2 separate regions of the Homo sapiens genome follow, and region 1 is linked to region 2. The links are chromatin loops, found by intact Hi-C in ENCODE. Cell type or tissue: A673. All regions are shown on one strand. Links, peaks and the distances in the headings refer to the core of each region. The heading gives the core; the rest is flanking DNA.

Region 1 (12,780 bases), core at 2,845-10,844, 350 kb before region 2:
TTAGGCTTCAGGATAGCATCAGTCGTGTGTTACTGGAATACAGAAATCAGGATCTAAGGGAAGCACACGTGGTAAACAAAAATCACGTTTAATAACAAAGGAGAGTGGTTAACACATTTCCAATTCAAAACTAGAAGAGTAGAATCTAGTAAGGATGGCTAGTTTAATAGCAGAGCCATCAAAGGCAGTGTTAAAGCGGAAGGATGGTGGCAGAAATCATTAGCAGTCGAGTGCCTGAGTATTGAATGTTGCATCTGTTGAAGTCTTTATCATGAATTAGCAGTGACTGTGCTTTGGTAGCATGGTTGGATTCACTGTAACTTTTGGATTATTGCTGTATGTCTTGCCTTTTGTCTTTTTGCATGGAAGTAATTGTCACCAAAAATTGTCTCTCTTCTATTTTTTTGTCCCAAATTTACAACATATGTCTTTTCTTAGGAGAAATTTCTGGTGCCAGTTGATTGTTTCTTTCTAGAAATAACATATTCATAGACACATACACAAATGTGGCTAATTCATCACAAAATATACCCATGTAACCTCCACATTACCCCCCTGACTCTAAAATAAAAATAAAAACAAATGTAGCTGATAAATTGAATAGCCAAACTTAAAAATAAACTTTTTTTCTTTTAAATCCATCACTGTCCCTATTAAACTTGTGAGCCAGCTTCTTTCTGCAGAAATTGAAAAAGTCTTGAGTCCAGTTTCATCATTTCTGGTTGTTTCAGATGATAAAAAGTCCTCCAGTCATTTTATTCCCCCTAAACCAGTCGCAATTCAATTATTGTTATCTTTCTTTCAGAATAATAAGTATGGCATTTAAAAATATTATGCAATTATTTGTTCTCTTGTTTTGGTTTCTTTTTTGAGGATTCCAACCATAGTTGCTTGATCCACCCTCGTCTTCTATATTTATTATTTCATGTTTAATGCATTTTAAGTTTATTTCTGTTATACATTTTCATTTATAAGTTTCATCCTCTATGTTCCAATAGTATCTAACTTCCATTATGTTCCTTCTAATTTCATTTCTCATATTAGTTTTTTGTGTGTATGATTTTTTTTCTTTATCTCTTGTTTCTTTCTAGTTTTTCTACTAATGTGTATCTCCTTTTATTGTCTTACCATTTCTTCCTCAAGTTCTAACATTTCTGCTTTATGGTATTCTAGTTAGAGTGAATTTTATTAATACATTTTTAATTTTATGGCAGAGTATTTGATCACAGTTTGAATCTGCACCATGACATTTTTCATGTAATTTTACTTTTGCTTTTTAAAAGTACTGTGTTTTAAAACATCTTAGTTGAAATAACTCTAGATTTGCAGAAAAGTTATAATACTATGAAGAATTCCATCTACCCTTTATCCCAATTCCCCAAATGTTAACCTTTTGCCACACTTGCTGTCTGTCTATCTATCTATCTAACTACTATTTTCTGAATCAATTAAAAATAAGTTGTAGACATGATGCTGTATTTCATGTAACTACATAAATATTTATTTCTTCAAATGTAAAAGCATTTTACTGCATAACCACAATGTACCAAAATCAGAAAATTAATAGGTAAAATGCTTCTTTCTACATTGAACATATTCACATTTTGCCAATTGTCCCAGTGATATATTTTATAACAAAAAAATAAATAAATAGTTTATCTGGTCCAGGGTCCAATAGAGGATTATGTGTTGCATTTAGTTGTCATGTCTCTTGATTATCTGACAATCCAGAACCCATATTCAGTCTTTTCTTTCATGACCTTGTTATTTTTTTGAAGAATGAAAGTTAGTTAAATTGTATCATACCTCTTATGTTTAGATTCATCTGATATTTCTTTGTGATTAGATTCAGCTTGTTATGTTCTGAATATTCATGTTTGTGTTCACCCCCCAAAATTCATACATTGAAACCTAATCACCAGTGTGATGGTATTAGAAGGTGGGGCCTTTTGGGAGGTGATGAGGTTGTTAGGGGACAGCCTTCATGATTGGGATTTATGCTCTTATAAAAGAGACTCCAGAGAGCTAACTAGCGCTTCTACCATGTGAAGACACAGCAAGAAGGTGCTGTTTTGTTGTGTTTTGAGACAGGCCCAACTGTAGCATCAGCTGACTCCATGGGGAAGCTCTGGATGACCCTTTAGTCTTGACTGGAAGCAGACTCTCACCAGACACCAAATCTATTAACACTTTGATCATAGACTTCCCAACCTCCAGAAATGTGAGAAACAAATTTCTGTTGTTTATACGCTACCCAATTTAAGGTTTTTAGTTATAGCAGCCTGAATGAACTAAGTCACAGCTTAGGCATTCAGGACAGGGATATGAGAGAAGCGATGCTGTGTTCTTCTCATTGTATTAATACTGCATCAGTAAACATATGGTGCTGATTTGTCCCATTACTGATGATAACACATTTATCACTCGTTTAAAGTGATATCTTCCAGGTTTCTCAATTGTAAAGTTTCTGTTTCTCTCTTTAGTAAGTATTTTGGAGGGATATGTTTTTAGACTGTAAATATGTTGTTCCTCAGTAATTATTTACCCATTCATTTCAGCATCCATCCAAGGTTCTTATCTCAATATGTTCTTATTATGGCTACCAAATTGTAATTTTCTCATTTCATCATTCTTTCTACATTTAACTTGCATTTGGCTGGAAGTAATAGCTTTTTCTTTCATATATATATATTCATATATATACACACACACACGCATGTATGTACACACACAAACACACACATCTCCTTATAGATTTCTGTTTATTTAATGAGTTTATAGTCTATTGTTATAATTATTTATCTTGTTGCTCTATTTGCTACGTATTTGGCAAACGGGGAAACCCCCCACCTAGAAGCTGAATACTGTCTTTTACTTTTTCCCTTCATATTCTTTTGTTTGAGCTCTTCTTTTCTGGCACAAGATCTTCCAGGGTCTCACTGTGTTGCCCAGGCTGGAGTACAGTGGTACCATCATGGTTCACTGCAGCCACTCCCTCCCTGGACTCGGGTGATTCTCCTGCCTCAGATTCCAGAGTAGTTGGGACAACAGGCACACCATTATGGCCAACTAATTTTTGTATTTTTTTTTTGTAGAAATGGGGTTTTGCCATGTTGCCCAGGCTGTTCTCAAACCAGTTTATATTATTCTTTCATTTCTCCAAGGAGCTCTTGTTCTACGTTAGAGAAGAATGATACTTAGAAACCAACATTGGAGCACTACGTCTGCTCACTGCTCCTGGGATTAATTGCTTCTAGGCTTTCCCACCAGGCAGAGGTAGAAAATGTCTGTCACTCACATACACAAACATTTGTATCTACTTCTGTATCTATCTGTCTATCTCTGTCTATCTAAGAAATTGTGTGTTCCCAGTGATAATTCCAATTGAAACATAATACCACAGGGATCATTCTGGCCATTGGCTTTTCATATTTGTAACTCATTTATCCAATAGTGAGAAACTTGGTTCTCATTATTCTCAATTTATTCACTTATTTGCTTTTTCCTCCTGTATATAATCAAACTCCTGACCCAGAAAGTTGCCTTCTAGGCCCTGCCCACCTCAATAGCCCCAATAGTTTCCTTGGTCCTAAAGTTTCTACTTGTGTTAGCTGCCTCAAAGGACAGGAAGTAAAAAGAATTAATAGATTTTTTTAAAGAAGGGGGAAAAATAAGAGACTTTTAAAAATAGTATTTCATTTATTATTATTATTATTATTATTATTGTTATTATTATTATTTTTGAGAAAAGTCTTGCTTTGTTGCCCAGGCTGGAGTGCAGTGGTACAGTCTCAGCTCACTTCAACCTCTGCCTCCCAGGTTCAATTTATTCTCCTGCCTCAGCCTCCTGAGTAGCTGGGATTACAGGCACCTGCCACCACACCCAGCTAATTTTTGTATTTTTAATAGAAATGGGGTTTTGCCATGCTGGCAAGGCTGGTCTTGAACTCCTCACCTCAAGTGATTCAGCTGCCTCAGCCTCCCAAAGTGCTGTGATTACAGGCATGAGCCTGGCCAAAACAGTAATTTAAAAATGGATTCTCTCCTTTTAAAATACTACTTATCATTGAATGAGTTAGGCTTTCCTGGACTGGCCATTTGTAAGAGGTTTCTTTTGGGATATGAAGGAAAGATAAAGTTTCTGGCTAAGTAATTTTCATAGAGCAAAAGCTTTCTCCTTTCCTGTTACAGAGTCATGTTACTTCTTATAAATATGATTTTTCTGTATAATTCTTTTTATAGCCCCAGGCCTTCTTAAGAAGAAAGACATGACAACTCAATCCATTCAGTCTTTGTACTAACGGTCACAAAAAAGGAATATTACTTTTTGGCTTCACAGTATACCCACACTTTCAGGAAGTATATTTTGCAAGTGCTTTTTGAGATCTATTTTTCAGTGGATCCCTGCTCTTGAGATTTATCACCAGGGATTCTTGTTTTCACTGCCCTTTCTGTGTATACAAAAAAATGTCATGTGCTTTTGATAGTGTTTGATATAAAATGGAGTCTGGGAGTTAAATATGCATCCAAGTTCTTCAAAAATAGTTTGCAAACTTATGAAAGCTTCTTCTTGTAGCTTTTGAATAATTTCCAAGAAAAAGGGAAAATGCTGATTTATAGAGTCATTCAAATTGTGTCTAAGTCCTCCAAAAATGTTTTTCAAACTTATAAAAGCATCTTCTTGTAGCTTTTGAATAATTTCCAGGAGAAAGAAAAGGTGCTGCTTTATATAGTTATGTTTGTAGTTGTCACATGTTGGCTTCTTCAGGAAGGAGGCTCTGAGATGAAGTTTAGCGTGAGGATGTTTATTAAAGTGTGCCCTTACCAAAGAGATCAATACAACTGGCAGGGAGGGAAAGAAAACAGTAGTAGTATTATGGTTTGGATGTTTACCTCTTCCAAATCTTATGTTGAAATATGATTCCAAATGTTGGAGGTGGGGACTGGCGGGAGGTGATTGGATCATGGAGAAAGGTCCCTCATGAGTGGTTTAGCACCATCCTCTCGGTGATGAGTGAGTTTCCTTTCAGTTCACACAGAGATCTGGTTGTTTTGAATCTGGGACCTCTCCCTTCTCTCTTTCTTGCTCTCATTCTCATCATGTGGCATATTGGCTACCCTTTGTCTTCCACCATGAGTGTAAGCTTCCTGAGTGCCTCAGCAGAAGATGACAGCACTATGTTTCGTGTACAGCCTGCAGAACCATAAGCCAATTCAACCTCTTTTATTTATAAATTCCTCAGTCTCAGCTATTTCTTTATAGCTAGCAAAAATTGCCTAATACAAGTAGGCAGAGGAAGAAGTTGTGCTGTGATACAGCCCAGCTTTAGCCTCAGCTGAATCCATAGGGAAGCTCTAGAACTAGAATGACCCTTTAGAGTTGCCTGAATGGGGCTAAGATCACCCATCAGTGATTATGTTAGTGGCAGTGAATCTATACTGGTCTCCAGCAACCTCAGTTCCTGCCTCCTCAGAAGAAAAAATTTGAGGGGCATAAAGGAGAAGAAGAGACTGAGACAAGTTTTAGAGCAGGAGTGAAAGTTTATTAAAAAGCTTTACAGCGGGAAGAAAAGTACACTAGGAAGAGGCCCAAGCAGGCCACTTGAAGGACAAGTGTGGGGTTTGACCTTTTGACTTGGGGTTTTATATCTTGACATACTTCCATGGTCTTGCATCCCTTATCTCTTTATTCTGCACTTGGAGCTGCCTGTTCTCATGCACAGTGTGTTACTGGAGTTATACGCATGCTCACTTGAGGCATTCTTCTCTTTACCAGTGGAATGCTTCTGGAAGGTCATATACCAGTTAAACTCCACCATTTTGCCTCTTAATGTGCATGCTTGAGCTCACTCACCCAATTCCTGAGATCTTTTTGGGAATCATCTATTATTATTTTAGAGAGGCAGTGTGACAACTGCCTGACCATCACCTGATGGTCACCTGACATTCCTGTTGGAGTTGGGGGAGCCCTCTCCTCCCCCGCTCATGCCTGGCTAGCTACCTACTGTAAAAATTAGTCATTAACGTAGGCCTCTAGAAGGGACGTGTGGCCTTGGGCAAACCAAGTCTTCCTGAAGAAGTGAACAGCTGAAAGATGTCTGCAGATAGCACTCCTCACTACTGGTGCAACAAGTCATTTCTTGAAAATAGGTTGTGGAAGCACATTTCAGTGTCCTGGTGCATAGCCTTTGAATACACACTCCTCTGAGTTATAGTTTTGATCTGATTTCATAGCCATTTATGACTCAAAAATATCAAGAATCACTGCATTATTGGGAACATTCATTATTTCTGTACCTTGTTTTTATCTAGAAAACTAAGGTTAATCTAGAAAGATTTGAGCTGAATTTCTAAAGCTACTCGGTAAAAATAAATATGTTGTTTTTACAGTCAGCAAATTTTCTTTAGTTATATGTTAGAATTATGAGTACTGAAAGCCCTTTGTAATTCCACTACATTACTAAAAGCTAAGACTCACCAACTGTGGATTAGTTACGCAGATATTTCAAAAACACTTGGAGGTTTTATTCAGAGGCTTAAGCCACACATCTCAGCGCTTGAGAGGGTAGCCTAGAACCAAGAGGGGGCAGCAGAGGGCCACCAGAACAGTGAGGGAGAGGTATGAGAACATGTCAGTTGAAAGGATACTGATTTTAGAGAGAGAAATACATTTATGTATTCATGCTAAACACAGAAGGAGGAGTTATGGCTTAAGAAAAATTGATTGTAAGCATATTGAGAGAATCTCTGGTTGTTCGTGGGTAGTGTTCATGGGACAAAAACTGAGCAGAGGAAAAGCAAGTAGAATTCAGGTTATAGGGAAGTCATGAGCTTCTTAGGGAACGTGTGCCTTTTAGATCTACGACCTATGGTTACTTCGGGCTCTTTATCACTGATAACATTAAGCACTCAGGGAACAATATGGGACCAGCGATAGCCTCAGTAATGTTTCCAGATATATATTTATATTGCTTTTCCACTAATTCCTAGACCAGAGTAATGGACTTAAGAGACATTCTTTCAAAGAAAATTTTTCCCCAAAGAACCAGTTTTTGCTTTTAGTGATCAAACTACATTTTCCTCTCAGTTTCTAGTTTGACTTATTATTTTTATAACTCTAACATTTTATGTTTTATTTTATTGAAGCATTTGTTCTTTTTATATTTTTCTGTAAAGTAATTTAAGCATAAGAGGTTATGAGTTTGCCCCAGTATAGCTTTATCATATCTTATATATATTTTAAGAGAAAGAGTTTTTTTTTTTTTAATTTTCTCAATATTCTTTACTGGAAGCTTTGGTTTCCTTTTAACCCAATAATTATTTAAGACATGTTTTCCATTTTCCACAAAGGCAAGCCTTTTTGTTTAAGCCATTGTCATTAAATTACAGTTTTATTACATTTTAGTCAGAAGATATGACTTTTATTACTTCTACTCTGGCATAAGGTTTTGTGTCCCAGTAGATAATTAATTTCTCTTTCATGAATTATTGAAAAGGATATATTTTCTATTACAAGTTATCTATTGTCTATCTAAACTCAACTTCATTAATTAGGTTAATTTTAGACTTTCCAATATTTTCCGAATTTTTAAAAAGAAATCCCTTTGAACTGTCAAAGCATGATGCTATGGTCTGAATATCTGTGTCCCCCCTGCAAATCTACATGTTGAAACTTAATCACCAATGTTACTGTGTTAGGAGTTAGGACCTTTGGGAAGTGAATGAGATCAGTGCTCTTATAAATTGGCTCCAGAGAGCTCCTTCGTCCCTTTCACCATGTGAGGACACAGCTAGAAGACACCATCTGTGAACCAGAAAGTGAGTCCTTATCAGACACTGAATCTGCTGGCACCTTGACTTCTTAGCCTTCAGAAATGTGAGAATTAAATTTCTGTTGTTTATAAGATACACAATTTATGATATGTTGTTATAACAGCCCAAACATATATGATGTATTGAAATCTTCTATGAAAAATTGTGTGATTTTCCTCAATTTCTTCATGTTTCTAACAGATTTTATTTTATTATGCATATCTGAAGCTGTGCTTTTCAGCATATAAATGTTTATTGTTCTATAACTTTGATATAGGTAGTGCCTCATAAGTAGTACCTCTTGTCTGAGAGTCTATTTTGTTTTCTTCCATGACCCTGTGAACTCCAAGGAGTTTTCTAAAATATTTTCTGCTTTGGTAGTATGCAAAATTCCTAGGCCTGAAATTTCTTTAATTATCTTTACATGAGGGGTGGTCTAGCTAGTCCAGTCTTTGCCGACTTAACCTTGGTCTTCCTCTCTGTACCTTCACTCTAGTTATATTGAATTCTGGACCACAGCCAGGGACCACATTGTTCCCACTAATCCTGTTCTTGCAGTCATTTATCTACTGTGGCTCTTCTGGAAAGAAACGGGATCTTCTCCCATCCTCTCTGCTTGCTTTATTGCTTGCTTTAAATATTTAACTATTTTATTAAGTTGTCCTTAAGAGTCATGAGACATATATGCCCATGTTAATATCAAATAAAAATTTTGAAAAACCTATTAGTAATTTAAAATCAATTACTAAATCCCACTTTATATACGGCCAAGTTAATTCCACACAGACCTTGAACTTTCTTATTTGAGAACATGCTTGATTAATTCAAATTAAATCCAAACACCAAAAGTTCAGAAAACTTGAAAGGAATGCTATGGCATTAAAAAACTTTCATTTAATCTTTGGAATAGTAAGAAAAATCTGCTTGCTAGTTTGGAAGTTGCTAGCTCTGAGACCTTAATTGAGCCATCTAACTTTTCTGGACTTCTATTTACCCTTTTCTAAAACAGTAGGCATTGGGCCAATGGTACAATATGGAACTTCTTCCTGGCAGGTGTTCAGAAGTATGTAGGGCTGTTTTTGTTGTCACAGTAACTGAAGAGTGCTATGGCACAAGGGTTTAAAACATGAGACAGTTTTATACTAAAGAGAATTGTCTCAACAAAATGCCAAAAATACCCCCTTGGGAAATACTGGAAGATGATCAGCAAGTTTTACTAATTTTGTGGTTCCAGAACAGGTGGTGAAAAATAATGGGAAAAAAAATTGCCTTTAAGTAAATCTTGAAGATGGCAGACTTAGCACTCTCACACAGAGAAACAGGGTAGAGAGTAAACACTTGCTCTTCAAGTGGGTCATCAAAGGGATCGTTTCTGGATTCACCAAAGAAGCGACAGGAACCAAAAAGAACAAACAGAAGTGAAGCCAGGCAGCCTCCTACTCAGAACTGGTGTGGAGCCAGCGGAAGCCTCCTAATGTGGAGAAATGATGAGGGAATGAGTGTCCCCAGAGGATCCACACTTCCTCCGTGAACCTTGCAATCCTGGGCATGGGAGAACCTCCCTGACACCTTCACTCCTCCAGGCCAATACAGAGAGCCACCTGGAGTCTTTGCACAGGCACTGTTTAAGCCCATGTGAAGCCCCAGAGGACTTGGACCCTTGGTGTCAACAGTTATAGCCCTGCTAGAGGATGCAGCCACAGTGCTGAGGAGTGGCCAGACTGCCCTGCTATTTCCTGCCAGGCAGGATCTACAGCTTGGGCTCCCAGCACAGTGGCCCTGCCCCCAATCCAAACATTTTGGTTGGTGACAGCTCCTCATTCTTCTGAGCCAAAACTCTCAGAGGTAATAGACAAGGTTTAGCACCTCTGCATGCCACCAATAGCAAAGTCCACCCTCTTGGGTGGGAGGGAAGTGCAAGTGTATCACATGCCCTACAGTCTTTACTGCTGCAGCTGAGGGGGTCCTGCCTTCCTCGGTGGAAGGCCCATAGCACAGCTGCCCTGCCCCCACCTGAACATTTCACCTGTGGTCCAGAGCCCTTCTGAAAGCCCAACCCCCACAGGCCTGTAATATCCCCTCAGATCCTCTACCACTTAAGTGTTCCATCTGCCCCTGCCTGAGAGTTTGGTTGGTGATCTGGGGACCAGGCCACCCCTCCCCATCACAGCCAGCACTTGACTTCTGGGCTAGCCCAACCCTAGTCCTGGCCCTTCAGGAGTCATATATGCTATCTAGTGGGCCACCTGGGGCCTCGGAACTGGGGAAACTACCTACCCCATTCCAACTCAGCTGGCATCTGGCCGATTCCCCCAGTGTCTGAGGTCAAGCTGACCAAATCAGCCAATACCACCACACAACTCACTTGCATGAGTCCAAATGTGGAGCCACCCCTTTATAAGAAGCGGAAGTACTCTCACATTGGAGAACAGGAGAGCCAGGAAGCTATATGTATCCGGTTGGGTGACAAGATTATACCCTGAAACCACTTCCACAGAGAGTGGTGAAACAGGTGTTTCCCATGGCTTTCAACCATATTGTGGTCCAGAGTGGTCCAGCTGCTGCAGCCTCTCCCCCACATGGAGACTCATTTCCCCAGATGATCCTCCTAGTCACTCTTGTCAGAGCTGGTGTTTACACTTGCCATCTCTGTATTCATAGGCAAGCTTGGGGCTCCAGCTCAACCCAGCTGTGTCCCCCAACCCCCATGAAAAGCTCAGGGCACCAGGTACTTCACTGTCCAGTCCTTCACCCAAGACAACAGAAAGCACCTCATGGTAAAGAAAGATCAGGTACACAACTACCTGCTTGTGCTACAGTGCTCTTACCTGCAAGTGCTGTCTACTGGCCTGTAGGTCAAACCACATGGCATAGTATAAAATCTGAAGTGACAGAAGTGCAAAGGGCTATAGAAGTAAAGCCAAAAGACCCTAACCAACACATTTATCTCCAGATTTGAAAGAACTAGTATAAGAATTCTGGCACCATGAAAAATATGAATGTTGCAACACCACCAAAGGATCATTCTTTTCAGAAATGGTCTCTAACCAAAATGGAAGCTCAGAAATGACAGTTAAAGAATTCAAAGCATAGATGTCAAGGAAACTTGATGAAATCCAACACAAGATTTAAAATCAATACAAATACACTTCTAAAGTAATCCAGGAAACTAAGGAAAAGATAAATCTTCTAAAAAGAAATCAATCAGAGCTCCTGGAATTAAAAATTGCTTAAGAAATTCTAAAATACAATTGAAAGTTTTATCAGTAGACTAAACCAAAGAGAAGAGAGGATTTTAGAGCTTGAAAACTATTCTTTTAAACTAATCCAGTCAGACAAAAATTTTTAAAAATTCAAAAAATGAGCAAAGTCTCCAAGAAATATGAGATTACTTAAAGTGACCAAGTCTATAAATTATTGGCATTCCTAAAAGATAAGGATACAAAGTAAACCTGAAAAATATATTTAAGGGAATAATTCAAGAAAATTTTCCTAATCTTGCTAGAGATTTCTTATATCCAGATGCAAGAAATTCAGAGAATACTTTCCAGATACTATACAAAATGAATGTTATTAAAGGATATAGTCACCAGACTGCCTAAGGTCAATGCTAAAGAAAAAACTTGAAAGATAGCTAGAGAAAAAGGTTAGATTACATGCAAAGGCAACCGCATCAGGCTAAAAGCAGACCTTTCAGCAGAAACCTTTCAAGCTTGAAGAGATTGGGAGCCTATTTTCAGCATTCTCAAAGAAAAGAAATTCCAATCAAGAATTTTATATCCTGCCAAACTAAGCTTCATAAGTGAAGGATAAATAAAATCTTGTTCAGACAAGAAATCACTAGGGGAGTTTGTTACCTCTAGACCAGCCTTACAAAAGATTATTCAGGAAGTTTAAACATGGAAACAAAAAACAATACCTACTACCATAAAATCACACTTAAGTATATAGCCCACAGAACCTATACAACAACTACACAATAGCAACTACAAAGCAACCAGCTAACAACTTTATGATAGAATCAAAACTTCACATTATAATATTAGCCATGAATGTAAATGGTATTCACACCCTACTTAGAAGGCAAAGAGCAGCAAGTTGGATAGAAAAGCAAGACCCATTCATCTGCTGTCTTCAAGAGACTCAGCCCACATGTAACGACACCCATAGTCTCAAAGGGTTGAAGAAAGATCTATCATGTAAGTGGAAAACTAAAAGAGATCAGGGGTCATTATTCTTAGACAAAATAGACTTTAAAACATCAACAATAAAAAAAGACAAAGAAGGGCACTACATAATGATAAAGGGTTTAATTGAACAAGAAGACTGAACTATCCTAAATATATACATAATCAACAATGGAGCACCCAAATTAATAAAATAAGTACTTCCAGACCTATGAAAAGACTTAGCCACGCAATTATAGTGGGGGACTTTACCATTCCACTGATGGCATTAGACAGATCATAGAGGAAGAAAACTAATAAGAAAGTCTGGGCTTAAATTCAACACTTGACCAACTGGACACAATAGGCATCTACAGGACACTCTACCCATCAACCAACCACAGAATATACATTCTTCTTATCTGCACATGAAACATACTCTCAGATCGACCCCATGCTCAGCCATAAAGCAAATATTAATAAATTTAAAAAATCAAAATAATACCAACCATACTTTTGGGCCACAGTGGAACAAAAATACAAATCACTACCAAGAAATTCTCTCAAAACCACCCAATTACATGGAAATGAAATAACTTGCTCCTGAATGCTGTATTCATCTGTTTTTATGCTGCTGATAAAGACATAACTGAGACTAGGCAATTTACAAAAGAAAGGTGTATTGGACTTACAGTTCCACGTGGCTTGGGAGGCCTCACAATCATGGTAGAAGGTGTACAGCACACCTCATATGGTGGTGGACAAGGGAAGAGAGCTTGCGCAGGGAAAGTCCCATTTTTAA
Region 2 (12,780 bases), core at 3,001-11,000:
TATAGTTAATCCATATTTTAGATATCATTTGATGATCTTTAGTCACTGTTACCATTTTTAAAGTGTTTCCAAACAAAAGTCATTTGTACTTTCAAGAAATGACTCTTCCTACTGCTTACATTAAAAAATAAATGACATGCAAACTATATGTAAACTATAAATTCACAAAAATTCTGCTTGGAAATAATTAATTGAGTTCACCAGAAGCCTAATATGCAACAGACATCACCAGTCCCTGGTGTTACCACACTGACACTGCATTTCCTTCTTATTTTTATATCTGTCTTTTTATTTGTTTATTTTGTAACTTACACTTTCCTCCCACTCCTGATGTTAAACATGCAGCTTCGCCCAAGTGTGAACTTCAGAGAGTATTCCATCAGTTACTCTCCCTCTGTGGTCTGCACAATGCCCCAACAGACTGGTATGAATGTTGAAAGCCTTTTCCTTCTCCGGGCAGCAGCCTCAGGGGCTTCTTTTCTTTCCTGCTTTAGGGATGCTTTGTCAGCCTGTGAATGTTGCCTCTTTGGTTGGCTTTGTGGAGACAGCTTGTGCTCAGATGTGATTTAGTTGTAAGCTGATTGCTGCTCCATATGCGAAAAGAAAGAGAGAGTGACCAGTTCTGAGGCAGCCAGTCAGTGTGCCCCAGACCATTACGTCAGTATCGCATGATGGTGAACCGCGCAGTGCCAAACAATCTCTTCTTGGTGCCCTTTCTTTCTTTTTTCTTTTCTTTTTTTTTTTGGTCTTTCAAAGAAAGGTAAGAAAGCCTGGGAAAAGAGCAAGAGATACAAGATACACTTGCCTTTCCTTGAGAATTTCTAAATGCTATTTATTATCAAATACATTTTTCTTTTAAATTGAGATTCTGTAATGGAGGAGGGGAGTAAAGAAGGATAGAATCTTGAGGAAGAAATAATTTATAGTATATTGAAACTCGGGTGCGGTATATCAGTTTTATCTGTTTTGGTACTTTATTGATTTCCCCCTGCCCCCAACTTGCTCCTAGGTTTTTGTAGTGGTTATATTAATTTTTATCTAGAAATATGTATGTACATTAACAGAGCAGTGGCAGAAAATAATACTTCTTTCAGTTGGGAGGAAGGTTAATCAACATAATTAGAATGTTTCTTCTGTTATCTTAATGTTCTGGTTATTCTCCCTCAGACTTCATTGCTTAAAAGAGACTATATGCTTTAAAACCATAGTAGGCTAGTACCCATATGTCTCATCAATATCACATATTGTTCAGGGGAGGCTTATTTGAAAGTAATGTGGCACATTGGTTTTACCAGTGTTGTTTCTGAGGACTGTACCATGGAGATTCCATATGCCTTGCGGAAGCAGTTTTAGTTGGTGTTGATAACCCATTTTCACAATAGGTTTCATGGCAATCAACAGTGTTTTGACCCTCAGTTTGAACATCTGATCAAGAAGGTTTTTAAAATAAGAGCCTCATTCTACTGAGGTCCACTAACTTCTCTGTAACATGTGAACCAAACCCTAAAAGCATTTCTTGCTGCTTATCTACAATAGAATTGCAGATTATTTGTTTGATCACATGGGGCTAACAATGGTACCCCTCCTGATACTACTTTTTTTTCACAAATTAAAGGAAAGAGGAATTTGTGTTAAAAATAAAGGAAGGAGGAATTTGTGTTAAAAATAATAAAGTATGTTTTCTTATTCTTCTGGGAAGAGAGATAACTTTCTGAGAAAATTTATTCTAGTTATGAAGCAGAGGCACCGAATCACACACTTCAAATCTTTGTCACTTTTAACAAAGCTGATTGATTATGTGAGTTTATGCCTGTCACCTTTCCTTTGGTAAAGGAAGCCTTAGCTTTGTCTTTAATGTCTGAAATGTTAACAAGAATATCTTTATGTATTATTTAATAAATTTTTTATTTGATAAGTAAAGTAGCATTGTCACTGTAAAAAAATTAGAAAATGCAGAAAACATGAAGGAGAAAAATCATTCCATTATTCTATTACATAAAGGGAACCTCTCTTATTATTAAGTGATTGATAGGCTGACAGGTTATTTGCTAAAAGGAAAGCATCCAACTATCCAAGTTAGTTCTGGCACTTTTCTTTTTTAGTACTTGTTGCAGCTGAAATGATCTAATCCAGGGGTGTTCAATCTTTTGGCTTCTCTGGGCCACCTTGGAAAAAGAAGAATTGTCTTGGGCCACACATCAAATACAGTAACACTAATGATAGCTGATAAGCTTAAAAAAATTGCAGAAGAGATCTCATAATGTTTTAACAAAGTTTATGAATTTGTGTTCAGCCACATTCAAAGCCATCCTGGGCTGCATGCAGCCCATGGGCCATGGGTTGGACAAGCTTGATCTAGTCCTTTGTGAAATTTTTATTTTTATTTTTGGCTATCTCTCCACAACAAATATATAAGCTCCATGAGGACAGGTGTTGTTTTCTATGTTGTTCACTGTCGTGTCCCCAATACTATTAAGAACAATGTCTGACACTAGAAGCCATTCAGTATTTGTTAAATATTGCATTAATGAACAAGCATGAGTTACCTTTCAAGAGTCCTTGCCCAGTTGAACCTATCCTGTCTAAGCAATTTTTTCTCTTGATACTTAAATTAGCATTACAGAAAGAATCTTTCCCTAAGCTTTACATAATGTTGCAAAATCAGAAGCTAAGACTGTTGAACACTATGGGTTTGCACGGTTAGGGCAGGTTCCTTTATGTTTGTTATTAAATGATTGTTCTATTACTGGACTTCTTGGGTTGTTCAAGCTACTTTTCTTTGGTTTTCACTGAACGGAATGGCATGGATGGATGGCCATGCCTTCCTTCAATTCCTTCTGGCCTCACTGGCCTTTTGAACCTGCCAAACTCTTGTGCAGGACCTTCGCATGAGCTGTTCCCGTGCCTAGAAATCTCTTCTATGCTCTTCAGGGGACAGTTCTTTCAACTCTGTACTTGGCTGTCAGTTTCCCAGAGCAGACCCCTGACATTGTAGAGGTGTCTGTGTACACACACTTATCACTGTCTGATATGATATCACAATTGCTTAACTATTCATACATATGACATTTGTATCTATTACCTCTGTTCCCCCATCTTGCACTAGAATGTTTTCATGAGAGCATGAAATGTTTTTTGTTTACTGCAGTATCCTATAGACAGACTAAAGTAGCCAAAGCTTTATCCAAGAAACCTTACATTTACATGATATGTGCTAAGTACTAGGAATTTTAAGATGACTATGAGACTATCCCGGAGCCTCTGCTATGAACAGGCATTGTGAGCATTGCCAAGGATACAACCTTGAAGGAAGTGAGGTGAGGCAGGGTGATGCAGATAGATAATTAGAAAAATACAAATCTATCTAGGTGGTGCAGATAGATAATTAGAAAAATACAAATCGTTAAATAATTACAGTTTTGATAAGTGCTGCAAAGGAAGTCCCAGGTACTAGAATATAGCTGGGATCTGGCTTGCATGACTTTGTTACAGTAGGTGGCTAGTCAGGCATGAATGGGGCAAGAGAGGGCTCCCCCATCACCCCATCAGAAAAGTCGGGTGACCATCAGGTGATGGTCAGACAGTTGTCACACTGCCTCTAAAATAATAATTGGTCGCAGCCAGTGCCAGGGAAAGGCAGTTTCCCTATAGACAGGAAAAAACTGAAACTGGTGATCAGCAGCTTCCTGATGAGATCTTAGGAGCTGGGCAAGTGGGCTCACACATGTGCACTAAGAGGCAAAACGGTGGAATTTAACTGGTATATGACCTTCCGCGCCCATTCCACGGCAAAAGGGAAGAATGCCTCAGGTGAGCATGCGTACAACTCCAGTAAACACACCGTGCATGCTCCCCTCCCAAGCACTAGCAGGCCACTGTGTATGTGGACAACCCACACCAAGAGAAGAATCAGGGGAGAAGGAACGCAAGACCCAGAATCACGCCAACATATAAAACCCCAAGTCGGGCCGGGTGCAGTGGCTCACGCCTGTAATCCAGGCACTTTGGCAGGCCGAGGCGGATGGATCACGAGGTTAGGAGTTCAAGACCTGCCTGGCCAACATGATGAAACCTTGTCTCTACTAAAAATACAAAAATTAGCCAGGCGTGGTGGCGGGCACCTGTAATCTCAGTTACTCAGGAGGCTGAGACAGATAATTGCTTGAACCCGGGAGGCGGAGGTTGCAGTGAGCCCAGATCGCACCACTGCACTCAAGCCTGGGTGACAGAGCAAGACTCTGTCACCAAAACAAAAACAAAAAACAAACAAAACAAAAACAAAAAAACAAAACCCAAGTCAAAAGGTCAAACCCTGCACTTGTCCTTCAAAGTCGCTTGCTTGGGCCTCTTCCAAATGTACTTTTTTTTTCTTTTGTTCCTGCTCCAAAGCTTTTTTTTTTCTTTCCTTTTCTTTCTTCCTTTCTTTCTTTTTTCTTTTTCTTTTCTTTTCTTTTCTTTTTTTTTTTAAGACAGGGTCTCACTTTGTCACCCAGGCTGGAGTGTAATAGCGTGATCTTGGCTCACTGCACCATCCACCTCCCAGGCTCAAGCAATCCTCCCACCTCAGCCTCCTAAGTAGTTTTTTAAAAAATTTTTTTGTAGAGATGAGGTTTCACTATGTTGCCCAGGCTGAGCTCAGATGATCCACCTGCCTCAGCCTCCCAAAGTGCTGAGATTACAGGCATAAGCCACTGAGCCGTGCCCCTGCTCTCAAATTTTTAAGTCAACTTTCACTCATGCTCTAAAACTTGCCTCAATCTGTTCTTCTGCATTATGCCCCTCAGTCGAATTTTTTCTTCTTTGAAGACAATAATTGAGGTGGCTGCAGACCCGTATGGACTCACTGCTTGTAACTCAGATACTCACCACTGCTAACAGTTTGATTCATTCCAGGTACCCTATCTAATATTGCTCAGAACATTAGACAGAAAGACAGAGGAGTTTACTTAGTGCTCTTCAGATGCACGGTGTGGATGCTTTCTTTCTCCATTTCTCTAGCAGCCCTGTACATTTCCAACCAGAGACACCCACACATACCTATAGAGTTAGGACAAAGACACAAGGCTCCTAGGTTGGTTTTTACTTTAAGTAAAATTCTGTGAAACAGGGATGTGAATTAAATATTCTGAAATAAGTCAAATATTTGGATTAAGAATTGCCCTAAAATAGAAATCACCAACCCCATACCAGAGATGGATTTAATTAAAGTCACTTAAATACCTGATCCTGATAAAATCATTATGATTTTCGCTGGTTGCGGGCTTCATATGCAATGGTAAAATGCAATTTGGGGAGTATTTATTTTGAGATGCCATGTTAAGTCAATGCCCAAACTAATCTCCACAAGCCCTTTGATGACACTTTAATTCAAGCCAACAAAATGGTGTGTGAATTTTATTAGGGGCAATACAATATACAAATAAATTAGTTTAAACTATAATTTTTCTCTGTCATACAAATACTTTATTGACCAGAGAGCAACTCTTTACTGCCATCCCCTGATCTGTTGTGGAAATACTGCTTCTACTGGAGAAAACTAAATTATTCTATGATAGTACTAAGAAAAGAAAATTTAGTCTTTTAATCCCATGGATAAAGTTAAATGGCTTCTTTTCTAGGATGCAATATTGCCTGGATTTCAAATTGCTGTACATTAGCTTCTCCCCAAAAGTAATAAGAAACTATAGCATTTAGTTGATGCTATCTTAGAGCCCCGGGATCTCTTAAGTGGTGCTAACTTTTCTTCTCTTTCCGGAAATATTACTCATTCTCATTAAAAAAATAGATGTGGGAATAACTAAATTGAGTCAAGCTCACTCACTGATATAGCTTTACTTCACACAAAAGGGCCTTTCTATTGAACCTGTGGGTATTTAACTGAATTCCAGTAGCTCAAATACAATTTTATGAGAAATTCGTTGCCCCTTTCTTCCAGCCTGAATATGAAATTAAAATAGGCAGGAGAAGTTGAGAGGGTGTCCTGTTTAAGCAGGGTGGTTAGACCATTTACATTCAAGTTTAATATTGATACATGAGGTTTCGATCCTATCACGATATTGTTAGCTGTTTGCTTTGTAGTTTCTGCTGTGTTTTTGCTTTCTGGGGTCTGGGGGCTTTGTACTTCAGTGTGATTTCTGTTTGTTTTAGAATCATGGAATGTTAGAACCAGAAGTAAATGAGAGTCAACAAATCAGGTGCTAGCCCTTTGTGATAGTTAATACTGAGTGTCAACTTGATTGGATTGGAGAATACAAAATATTGATTCCAGGTGTGTCTGTGAGGGTGTTGCCCAAGGAGATTGACATTTGAGTCAGTGAGCTGGGAAAGGCAGGCCCACCCTTAATCTGGGTGGGCACAATCTAATCAGCTGTCAGCATGGCTAGAATATAAGCAGACAGAAAAATGTGAAAAGAGACTAGCTTAGCCTTCCCAGCGTGTATCTTTCTCCCCTGCTGGATGCTTCCTGTCCCCGAACATTGGACTCCAAATTCTTCAGTTTTGGAACTCTGACTGGCTCTCCTTCCTCCTCAGCTTGCAGACAGCCCATTGTGGGACCTTGTGAACGTGTGAGTTAATATTTAATAAACTCCCCTTTTTATATATATATATATATATATATATATATATATATATATATATATTCCATTAGTTCTGTCCCTCTAGAGAAACTAATACGCCCTTGCTGAAACCAAGGTCCAGAGAGTGAAGTGATGTTCAAGGTCACATAGCAAAACAGAGGTTGATTCTGCTACCCCTGATATCCTCTTCCACATAGGCTCTTCATGGTCTGAGTTTGGAAAACTCATCTTGTCTGTGTGCACCTGGGTTGTGATAGCTTCCCCAGCTTTCATCAAACCCTTAATTCTGTTGTGCTGCCCCCTGGTGACAAGGATTATCTACTACAGCTACAGAATTTGGCCCAAGCATGCTCCTCCCTCTGTATTCATTCAGTTGACAAATATTTATTGAGATCTACACTATGCCAGTCACCTTCTAGACACTGGAGCTTCAGTAGTAAAAAAGCAACGCACTATCTCTGTCAAACACATTAAATAACACACAAGGCTATGGAGATGATATATCAGAGAAGGGACAGGCATAGTGGCTGGAGAATTGCAAGTTTAAATCATGTGTTCCTAGGTTGACCTCTCTGGAAATAAGACGTTTGAGACAAGATTTGAAGGAAGTGAGGGCATAAGCCGTGCTGGGGCCAGGGGAAGCATGGCCTGGGCAGCAGAAATGTGAAGATGCCAAGGATCAAGAGGGCATCTGCTGGTTCTGAGGAACGGTAAAGAGGCCATTGTGCTCTGAGCTGAGTGAGATGCAGAGAATAGAGACAAGCACAGTGCCATGCAAAGGCAGAGAAGGGAAGGACCAGTGGGGCCTGCAGGCTGGAGCAAGAGTTTGGTTTTTCTCTGGATATGGGGACTGTTGGTGCCGTGACTCGGATCGGGGGACCTCCCTTGGGAGATCAATCCCCTGTCCTCCTGTTCTTTGCTCCGTGAGAAAGATCCACCTACGACCTCAGGTCCTCAGACCGACCAGCCCAAGGAACATCTCACCAATTTTAAATCGGGTAAGTGGCCTCTTCTTACTCTTCTCCAACCTCTCTCACTGTCCCTCAACCACTTTCTCCTTTCCACTCTTCAATCTCTCCCTTCTCTTAATTTCAATTCCTTTCATTTTCTGGGAGAGACAAAGGAGACACGTTTTATCAGTGGACCCAAAACTCTGGCACTGGTCACGGACTGGGAAGGCAGCCTTCCCTTGGTGTTTAATCATTGCAGGGACGCCTCTGATTATACACCCACGTTTCAAGGGTGTCAGACCACGCAGGGACGCCTGCCTTGGTCCTTCACCCTTAGCAGCAAGTCCCGCTTTTCTGGGGAAGGGGCAAGTACCTCAACCCCTTCTCTCCTTGTCTCTACCCCTTCTCTGCTTTTCCAGGGACAGGGCAAGTACCCCAACCCCTTCTCTCCTTGTCTCTACCCCTTCTCTGTTTTTCTGGGAGAGGGGCAAGTACCCCTCAACCCCTTCTCCTTCACTCTTAGCGGCAAGTCCCGCTTTTCTAGAGGAGGGGCAAGTACCCCAACCTCATACCTCTGTGCCCCAATCCCTTATTTCTGCACCCCAACCTCTTATCTGTGTGCCCCAATCCCTTATTTCTGTGCCCCAACCCCTTATTTCTGCACCCCATCCCTTATTTCCGTGCCCCGACCTCTTATCTCTGCGCCCCAACCCATTTTCCCACTTTTCTGGAAGGTAAGAACCCCCGAACCCCTTCTCTCCATTTCTCTACTCTCTCTTTATGGGCAACCTTCTACCCTCCATTCCTCCTCCTACTCCCTTGGCCTGTGTTCTCAAAAACTTAAAACCTCTTTAACACCTGACCTAAAACCTAAATGCCTTATTTTCTTCTGCAATGCCGCTTGACCCCAATACAAACTTGACAGTAGTTCCAAATAGCCAGAAAATGGCACTTTGAATTTTTCCATCCTGCAATATCTAAATAATTCTTGTCTTAAAATAGGCAAACAGTCTGAGGTGCCTGACGTCCAGGCATTCTTTTACACATCAGTCCCTTCCTAGTCTCTGTGCCCAGTGCAACTCGTCCCAAATCTTCCTTCTTTCCCTCCCACCTGTCCCCTCAGTTCCAACCCCAAGCGTCACTGAGTCTTTCTAATCTTCCTTTTCTACAGACCCATCTGACCTCTCCCTTCCTCCCCAGGCTGCTCCTCGCCAGGCCGAGCTAGGTCCCAATTCTTCCTCAGCCTCCGCTCCTCCACCCTATAATCCTTTATCACCTCCCCTCCTCACACCTGGTCCGGCTTAGTTTCGTTCCGTGACTAGCCCTCCCCCTCCCGCCCAGCAATTTACTCTTAAAAAGGTGGCTGGAGCTAAAGGCATAGTCAAGGTTAATGCTCCTTTTTCTTTATCCCAAATCAGATAGCGTTTAGGCTCTTTTTCATCAAATATAAAAATCCAGCCCAGTTCATGGCTCGTTTGGCAGCAACCCTGAGACACTTTACAGCCCTAGACCCTAAAAGGTCAAAAGGCTGTCTTATTCTCAAAATACATTTTATTACCCAATCTGCTCCTGACATTAAAACTCCAAAAATTAAATTCCAGCCCTCAAACCCCACAACAGGATTTAATTAACCTCGCCTTCAAGGTGTACAATAATAGAAAAAAGTTGCAATTCCTTGCCTCCACTGTGAGACAAACCCCAGCCACATCTCCAGCGCACAAGAACTTCCAAATGCCTGAACGGCAGTGGCCAGGCGTTCCTCCAGAACCTCCTCCCACAGGAGCTTGCTACACATGCCGGAAATCTGGCCACTGGGCCAAGGAATGCCCGCAGCCCGGGATTCCTCCTAAGCCGCGTCCCATCTGTGTGGGACCCCACTGAAAATTGGACTGTTCAACTCACCTGGCAGCCACTCCCACAGCCCATGGAACTCTGGCCCAAGGCTCTTTGACTGACTCCTTCCCAGATCTTCTCGGCTTAGCAGCTGAAGACTGACACTGCCCGATCTCCTCGGAAGCCCCCTAGACCATCACGGACACCGAGCTTCGGGTAACTCTCACAGTGGAAGGTAAGCCCGTCCCCTTCTTAATCAATACGGAGGCTACCCACTGCACATTACCTTTTTTTCAAGGGCCTGTTTCCCTTGCCTCCATAACTGTTGTGGGTATTGATGGCCAGGCTTCTAAACCTCTTAAAACTCCCCAACTCTGGTGCCAACTTAGACAATACTCTTTTAAGCACTCCTTTTTAGTTATCCCCACCTGCCCAGTTCCCTTATTAGGCTGAGACACTTTAATTATCTGCTTCCCTGACTATTCCTGGACTACAGCTATATCTCATTGCCGCCCTTCTTCCCAATCCAAAGCCTCCTTTGCATCCTCCTCTTGTATCCCCCCAACCTTAACCCACAAGTATAAGATACCTCTACTCCCTCTTAGGCAACCGATCATGCACCCCTTACCATCTCATTAAAACCTAATCACCTTTACCCTACTCAACGCCAATATTCCATCCCGCAGCACACTTTAAAAAGATTAAAGCCTGTTATCACTCGCCTGCTACAGCATGGCCTTTTAAAGCCTATAAACTCTCCTTACAATTCCCCCATTTTACCTGTCCTAAAACCAGACAAGCCTTACAAGTTAGTTCAGGATCTGCACCTTATCAACCAAATTGTTTTGCCTATCCACCCGGTGGTGCCAAACCCATACACTCTCCTATCCTCAATACCTGCCTCTACAACCCATTATTCTGTTCTAGATCTCAAACATGCTTTCTTTACTATTCCTTTGCACCCTCAATCCCAGCCTCTCTTCGCTTTCACTTGGACTGACCCTGACACCCATTAAGCTCAGCAAATTACCTAGGCTGTACTGCCGCAAAGCTTCACAGACAGCCCCCATTACTTCAATCAAGCCCAAATTTCTTCCTCATCTGTTACCTATCTCGGCATAATTCTCATAAAAACACACGTGCTCTTCCTGCCAATCGTGTCCGACTGATCTCTCAAACCCCAGCACCTTCTACAAAACAACAACTTCTTTCCTTCCTAGGCATGGTTAGCACGGTCAGAATTCTTACACAAGAGCCAGGACCACACCCTGTAGCCTTTCTGTCCAAACAACTTGACCTTACTGTTTTAGCCTAGCCCTCACGTCTGCATGCAGCAGCTGCCGCTGCTTTAATACTTTTAGAGGCCCTCAAAATCACAAACTATGCTCAACTCACTCTCTACAGTTCTCATAACTTCCAAAATCTATTTTCTTCCTCATACCTGACGCATATACTTTCTGCTCCCCGGCTCCTTCAGCTGTAGTCACTCTTTAAGTCCCACAATTACCATTGTTCCTGGCCTGGACTTCAATCTGGCCTCCCATGTTATTCCTGATACCACACCTGACCCCCATGACTGTATCTCTCTGATCCACCTGATATTCACCCCATTTCCCCATATTTCCTTCTTTCCTGTTCCTCACCCTGATCACGCTTGATTTATTGATGGCGGTTCCACCAGGCCTAATCGCCACACACCAGCAAAGGCAGGTTATGCTATAGTACAAGCCACTAGCCCGCCTCTTAGAACCTCTCATTTCCTTTCCATCGTGGAAATCTATCCTCAAGGAAATAACTTCTCAGTGTTCCATCTGCTATTCTACTGCTCCTCAGGGATTATTCAGGTCCCCTCCCTTCCCTACACATCAAGCTCGAGGATTTGCCCCACCCAGGACTGGCAAATTAGCTTTACTCAACATGCCCTGAGTCGGATAACTAAAATACCTCTTAGTCTAGGTAGATACTTTCACTGGATAGGTAGAGGCCTTTCCTACAGGGTCTGAGAAGGCCACCGCAGTCATTTCTTCCGTTCTGTCAGACATAATTCCTCAGTTTAGCCTTCCCACCTCAATACAGTCTGATAACAGATGAGCCTTTATTAGTCAAATCAGCCAAGCAGTTTTTCAGGCTCTTAGTATTCAGTGAAACCTTTATATCCCTTACGGTCCTCCGTCTTCAAGAAAAGTAGAATGGACTAAAGGTCTTTTAAAAACACACCTCACCAAGCTCAGCCACCGAAAAGGACTGGACAATACTTTTACCACTTTCCCTTCTCAGAATTCAGGCCTGTCCTCGGAATGCTACAGGGTACAGCCCATTTAAGCTCCTGTATAGACGCTCCTTTTTATTAGGCCCCAGTCTCATTCCAGACACCAGACCAACTTAGACTGTGCCCCCCAAAAAACTTGTCATCCCTACTATCTTCTGTCTAGTCATACTCCTATTCACCGTTCTCAACTACTCATACATGCCCTGCTCTTGTTTACACTGCCGGTTTACACTGTTTTTCCAAGCCATCACAGCTGATATCTCCTGGTGCTATCCCCAAACTGCCACTCCTAACTCTTGAAGTAAATAAATAATCTTTGCTGGCAGGACTATGCTGAATCTCCTTAGGCACTCTCTAATCAGATATCCTGAGTCGTCCCAATTCTTAGAACTTTTATACCTGTTTTTCTCCTTCTGTTATTCCATTTAGTTTCTCAATTCATCCAAAACCGTGTCCAGGCCATCACCAATCATTCTATACGACAAACTTTTCTTCTAACATCCCCACAATATCACCCCTTACCACAAGACCTCCCTTCAGCTTAATCTCTCCCACTCTAGGTTCCCACGCCGCCCCAATCCCGCTTGAAGCAGCCCTGAGAAACATCGCCCATTCTCTCTCCGTACCACCCCCCAAAAATTTTCGCTGCCCCAACACTTCAACACTATTTTGTTTTATTTTTCTTATTAATATAAGAGGGCAGGAATGTCAGGCCTCTGAGCCCAAGCCAAGCCATCGCATCCCCTGTGACTTGCACGTATAAGCCCAGATGGCCTGAAGTAACTGAAGAATCACAAAAGAAGTGAATATGCCCTGCCCCACCTTAACTGATGACATTCCACCACAAAAGAAGTGTAAATGGCCGGTCCTTGCCTTAAGTGATGACATTACCTTGTGAAAGTCCTTTTCCTGGCTCATCCTGGCTCAAAAACACCCCCACTGAGCACCTTGCGACCCCCACTCCTGCCCGCCAGAGAACAAACCCCCTTTGACTGTAATTTTCCTTTACCTGCCCAAATCCTATAAAACGGCCCCACTCTTATCTCCCTTTGCTGACTCTCTTTTCGGACTCAGCCCGCCTGCACCCAGGTGAAATAAACAGCCATGTTGCTCACACAAAGCCTGTTTGGTGGTCTCTTCATACGGACGC

Evidence for each region. Hi-C counts contacts between places; a loop is a spot of excess contacts. Peaks named below come from ENCODE experiments on the same cell type or tissue, not always from the same donor. Only the 100,000 strongest peaks of a DNase experiment are listed, where the experiment ranks them.
Region 1: it touches region 2 in a loop (14-fold over the local background); 25 of 110 quality-filtered maps call a loop at or near these places.

What each region holds. Positions count from the first base shown.
Region 1 is chr6:122,485,524-122,498,303 of GRCh38, forward strand. It overlaps a transcript of PKIB not described here. Among named protein-coding and RNA genes, the nearest start is that of SERINC1, 20 kb to the left of the region's middle. In A673, for the core only: a CTCF peak has its summit at 6,588 (motif pointing right); a DNase peak (open chromatin) is centred at 6,588.
Region 2 is chr6:122,832,782-122,845,561 of GRCh38, forward strand. No RefSeq gene overlaps it. Among named protein-coding and RNA genes, the nearest start is that of SMPDL3A, 50 kb to the left of the region's middle. RefSeq lists enhancers at 11,777-12,369, 12,370-12,780. In A673, for the core only: CTCF peaks have their summits at 5,522 and 6,884 (motif pointing left); DNase peaks (open chromatin) are centred at 5,670, 6,450 and 6,870; H3K4me3 peaks cover 371 bases; H3K27ac peaks cover 2,192 bases.